Linked DNA regions of Homo sapiens: region 1 is linked to region 2. A link is an interaction called in ENCODE POLR2A ChIA-PET data of the cell type or tissue named here. Cell type or tissue: Caco-2. All regions are shown on one strand. Links, peaks and the distances in the headings refer to the core of each region. The heading gives the core; the rest is flanking DNA.

Region 1 (2,916 bases), core at 161-2,660, 260 kb after region 2:
GTAAACATCAAAATCTAAATCTATATACAAAAACACCTTCAATTCCTTAATCTTTCCTACTTTCTACCACTTAATCACCCCACAATGCCAGGAGACCTGTGGTTTAGAACAAAAACCACAAAATAAAAATAACAGTGGTCAGGAGGTAGCCAAAGTTTAACGCTCATGATAGAGAAACATGTTCTACAGACAATGATAAAAGTTTTATTAACACTTTAAACATTTTAAGTATTCCTATGTTAAATCAGGTCTATTTGTTCACCCAGTTTAAGTAACAATTATAGTAGTATCTGACTGAGTGGCATTTTGATTTGACACTTTAAAAGTAAGCTTCAGTTAAAAATATGGGCAGTTTTTTTAATGACTACTTCAGAAATATTATGCAGCCATTAGGATTGAAGATAATAAAGTATTTGTAGTAACATACATATTCTGTGCATGTAGATATAGATAGATAAACTGTTAAAAGCCAGAATACAAAATCGTACTAAAAGGATTGCTCTAATTTAAAACTTAAAAAACAAACAAACAAAAAAAAACCCCACCTTCTTGCCACAAACATATGCATAGGCTAAACAGCTGGAGGAAAATATACCAAAATCCTAATACTAGTTGTGGTAGGGTATTAAGATTTAAAACGATCTTTTTCTTTTTCTCAAATTTTCTATAATGAACTCATATTTATTTTATAAGGAAATACATAAATTTAACAAGCAAGCAAGTGAAAGAATGATCTAGAAAGATTATCTAGGAAGGTATTTGTTAACATTTCTAGAACATCTGTGAGATAAAAATGCTTACTTCAGGTTATTTATACACATTGCTATGAACATCTACCTAATCTACTTCCCATTGAGTCATAATTCTATAATTTTCATAATAGAAAGGGCCTCAGAAACACTGGGTCTAATCTACTAAACTTATAGATGAAATCAGTGAAGTCCATCTGAACAGGCCATTTTGATTGTGTCTTTTTCCTCTTCAAATAAATAAGAATAAATTACGTATGAAGTAAAACTAGAACCAAAACCATTCAAAATGGCTAACTAGGCCAGGCACAGTGGCTCATGCCTAGCACTTTGGGAGGCCTAAGTGGGCAGATTGCTTGAGCTCAGGAGTTCGAGACCAGCCTGGGCAACATGGTGAAACCCTGTCTCTACAAGAAATACAAAAAATTAGCTGGGTGTGATGGCGTGCACCCAGTTATTTGGGAGGCTGAGGTGGGAGATCACTTGAGCCCAGGAGGTAGAGGTTGCAGGGAGCTGAGATCATGCCACTGCACTCCAGCCTGGGCAACAGGGTGAGACCCTGTCTCTAAAATAAATAAATAAATAAAAACGGCTAACTCTACCTTGTTTAGCCTTGAAGTTGTCATAAAGAAAAGGGGGATGCAGCCTCATCTAGGGGAAGAACTACTCCTGCTGCTGTCCTACAGGCCGGGTTTCCCCAAGGTTCTCATGTCACTAAACCAGCAGGATCCTTGCTTGGGTGGTTCAGTGAAGTGATGTGAACGGTCCCATGGAGCCAGCTCTTTGTTCAGGCAAAGGGCTCCCAGGAGATAAGGTGCATTCCAACCCACAGCGCGATCAAAAGGCAAACATATTTTCCTTCTAACGCAAGCCCTAAAATCCCAGATACGATCTTTGTGACTATATAACTCAGAAACACACCTGGCAACGTAGGAATTCTGTAACCAGCCAGGAGAGAATAAGGAATGATGGTTATTTACAAATTTCAACATTTAAAAGTAAACCAAAACCCATTTCCTAAGTTTATGCATATCTTTAAATCCCCAGAGAGAAACAAATCCTGTGTCTTCAAAGTTTTTACATTAATATAAGCCCACATAGATAAGAAGTATATTGAGAAAGGCTTAAAGTGTTCTCTGTCATCCAAATTAAATTTCTTCTATTCCTGGAGATTCTGTTGAATGTAGAAAAGGCTCTGTTGAGAGGATAGTTGTAAAGAATTTCAGAAAGAGACATAATACAGTGCAAAAATGTCAAGTCTCAATAAGAAAACAATCAACTTTGATTGCCAAGTGCAAAGTGTAAAGTATCCATTGAATAATGCAGAAACATGTTATTATATATAGAAACTGGTCATCTACTTACTGTTTGAGATTTCTTCTTTTTCTTTTTCATTGACCTGAAAAATCCTTGCTTCTCTTTTTCCTTGAGTTGCTCTGAATGACTAATATTTTCAGGACTTTTCCTAAATGAGAAGACATTTTTATCATATTGATTTTTCAATCATTTTCTTGCCATTGTGTGACAAATATAATAAGGACTGAAAATGCATGACACTAGGTTCCTATAGCCGGGAAGAATCAAACACTTGGGTAAAGAGCCTCTAAAAAAGCACAGGAGGAACTAAATTTAATCAACCATGGTTAGTGATTATCCTCTGGCACAGGCTCACTCAAAAGAGCAATTTGAGCATTATATGACCTGTAACTGTTGCTGCAAGACTATTTCCATGCTGTTGAAGACCTCAGAGTTTGAGATTATGAAAAGTACACAGCTTAAAGGATGGCTTTTCTGTAACTCTACAAGGGAAAGAGCAAAACATTTTCAACACCTACCTTCATTTTTCTATTTACCTTTTAAAAACCAGCTCGACAAGTTTATTATTAGCGACTTGTCAAGATACTGAACATAAAGATCAATACAGCTATAAAAACATCTTGAATGAAAGTAAAAATTTGCCAGAAACTGGAAATATCCTACTTATTAAACCTTTTATGTATTTATTAAAACTAAATAAAAATAGTTAAGAAAAAAATGTAGGGACAGGTGCAGTGGCTCACACCTGTAATCCTAGCACTTTGGGAGGCTGGGACAGGATCGCTTGAGGTCAGGAGTTTTAGACCAGTGTGGGCAACACGGCAAGACCCTGTTTCTTTAAAAAAAAAAA
Region 2 (2,916 bases), core at 249-2,748:
GACACAATCTCTTGGTACCTCAGTTTCTTCCTCTGTGAAATGGGATGGTGATTATATAAACCATCTTCATGTGGTGGTTCTAGAGATTAACAAGCTAATGGACATAACAGTAACAATACCGTGTATGTAATGAGGTCATGATCACGTTTGTACACCCCTGGCACTGGCACAGTCTCAGCAGACAGAGGCTGCTGCCACTCCCCCACCCCACGGTGGCGCTGGCCTAGGTCTGCAGGCTCCAGATCATCCCGGAGGGCCCAGGGTGTGTCTGAAGGTAAGCATTGGATCAGACAGGTGACATTTGAGCTGCGTGGCCATGGATAGCAAGTCACTCTCTGAGCCTCATTTCCTCATTGGTCAAATGGGGATGACGATGCTCATGGTGGAAGATTCTGGAGGACTGTTAAGAATAAGCTAGGGGGATACATCCATTTTAAACAGAGCAAGAGAGAGTTCTGTGAGGACTCCAGCCTGGCACACCTGGGAGGAGCCCAGTTCAACGTCAAGGGTGTTGAAATCAGCGCCGCCCCGAGCAGGGCTCTGCTATACGGACCAAGGACAGAGCAGAGCAGACAGAGGCAGGAGGTGGCACTTTGAGGAGAGAAGCGAAGAGCATAAAGGCCCTGTCTTCATCCTTCACCTATCTCTGGATTCCTTCTTCCTCTTGACACTTGCCGCCCAAGGGCCTGGGGTTGCAAAGGGGTGCGGAGCCTCCTGCCCTCACTTGGGAGAAGCCTGTCTGCCCTTAGAAGAAGGGAGAGAGCCGGGGATGGGGGATGCCCCTAGGGGAGGCTGAGGAGCAGGGCTTGCCTTTTGTCTGACCCACTCGGGACCCACCAGGGCAGGCAACCAGGGAGGGCTTGGGTCCAGGGAGCTGGCAATAAGTGGTGCCACTTCGCTGGAGGTGTCACTGCTACACAGCAGCCTGAGACTGCAAGAGCTGCCTGGCACGCTGGGTGGTTCAGAGCGTGGCACTGGGGCTGGCACTGGTCTGTCTGGGCCACATCCAGGGCCACCACCTCTGTACTTGGGCTTAGTGAGAGCACTTGTACCTCGCATGGCTGTCACAAGATTGAGTGTGACATATTTTTAAAGTGCTTGGATACTACTTGGCACATAGTAAGTGCTAAATAAATGTTTGTGTAATAAAAAAAAGATAGTGGGGATAAAGCTGCTGGAACAGAGCAAATATTCAATGAATTCCTCTGAGAAAGCCTCCGAATCCCTTTTCTCCCATGCTGTCCTCTCGACAGCCAGCCTCCCGCTACCTGGGAGACACTCAGGTGCTGAAGTGTTCCAGGAAAGAAGCCACAGGGTGCGGGTCACTCCCAGTTCTCCCTGGAATGTTTGCATTTCACAAGTCACATGCAAGTTTCGGTGAAAGCTCTGACTTGTGGAATTCTCAGCCCCTGAGCTGGCCAGTGTGATGGGGAAAGGGTCCTTAACTCCCAACTGTCATCTTCTCTGCCTATGTGCAGGCCGCACTGCCTGGGATCTGCGTTCTGATAACCTGTCTCCTCCCAGGACTCTAAAAGGCAGGAATGGCTGGGTGCAGTGGCTCGTGACTGTAATCCCAGCACTTTGGGAGGCCAAGATGAGGTGGGAGGATCGCTTAAGCCCCGGAGTTCCAGACTAGCCTTGGCAACATAAGGAGACCCTATCTCTACAAAAAATGAAAAAAAAAAAAAAAAAAACCCCACCTGGGCATGATGGCAGACACCTGCAATCCCAGTTACTCAGGAGGCTGAGCTGGGAGGATCACTTGAGCCCAGAGGCAGAGGCTGCAGTGAGCCATGATCATGCTACTGCACTCCAGCCTGGGCGACAGAGCGAGACTCCATCTCAAAAAAATTAAATTAAAATAGCAGGCAGGATCACACAAGAGGACAAATTCCTCAGTAATCTCTCAGGATACTTTCAGCTGTCCATCACAGCTACCCAGCCTGTCAGTGGCTCAAACAATAAAGACATTTCTCACCCTATGTAAGACAACGACTGCAGCTGGGAGGTTGCAGAGTTGGTTCAGTGGCTCAACAATGCCACGAAGGACCCATGCTCTTCCTGTCTTTCTTCTCCATCAACTTCAGAGTGGCGCTTTCTTTTCTCATGGTTACAAGATGGCTGCCACAGCTCCAAGCATCACATCCTTAAAGGACAACATCCCAACCAAGGAGGGAGAGTCAGGGCTTTCTTCTTTAGCTTTTGGCTTCTCTCTCTCTTGCTCCAGTCTTTTTCTCACTCCCTCGCTCCCTCTCCACCCCTCTCTCCCCCTATCAACCCATTCCAGGTAGGGAAGTCTCTCCTAGAAGCCCTCTGGCAGACTTTTCCTTAATTCGAAATGCCCAGGACTGAGTCATATGCCTGTTTAACACTAATCACTGGCAAGCGCAATAAGGATTAACAGGATGGATTTCTAAGTCTGGAACCATCGTGGGCCTTGCAAGGTTGGTGGGGCACCTTTGGAGACCTCACTTGTCAAATATCTGCAACAAACTCGGGGTCCTGTTAGTGGGGAAGAAGGGAGATGGCTGCTGGGCAACCTTGAGTCTGCCAGGAGCACTTAGCCTCCTGGGTCATGGTCATGGCCTCTTTCTATGCTTCCTGAAGTTTCTTATGCCTTGTCCAGGGCCCCTTGCATCAGTCCTGGGCTGGGAGAAGGCAGGCTAGGGGACCTGGCAGCACGGGCAGGTCTAAGGTCCAACAAAAATATCCCCACAAAGAAGCCGGAGGTTGCACTCTGAGGGATGGGGCTCACGCAATCCTCCCACCTCGGCCTCCCAAAGTGCTACAATTATAGGCTTAAGCCACTGAGTCCAGCCCTTGGTAAGATTTTTGATTGTCTTCAAAGAGTAATCAAAACCAAAGCAAAAGAGCAAATATACATATTTATATATAATATTTATTATATATATCATA

The links. ChIA-PET counts read pairs that join two places held together with the same protein. Peaks named below come from ENCODE experiments on the same cell type or tissue, not always from the same donor. Only the 100,000 strongest peaks of a DNase experiment are listed, where the experiment ranks them.
Region 1: POLR2A ChIA-PET joins it to region 2 with 14 read pairs; 2 of 35 experiments call an interaction of 5 or more read pairs at or near these places.

Annotation. Positions count from the first base shown.
Region 1 is chrX:18,619,165-18,622,080 of GRCh38, reverse strand. It overlaps CDKL5 (cyclin dependent kinase like 5), which reads right to left. Exons shown (of 18, transcript NM_001323289.2): 16 at 2,115-2,214. Among named protein-coding and RNA genes, the nearest start is that of RS1, 51 kb to the left of the region's middle. In Caco-2, for the core only: no CTCF peak of the experiment used is centred there; a DNase peak (open chromatin) is centred at 1,530.
Region 2 is chrX:18,881,865-18,884,780 of GRCh38, reverse strand. No RefSeq gene overlaps it. Among named protein-coding and RNA genes, the nearest start is that of PHKA2-AS1, 7.0 kb to the left of the region's middle. In Caco-2, for the core only: no CTCF peak of the experiment used is centred there; a DNase peak (open chromatin) is centred at 1,360.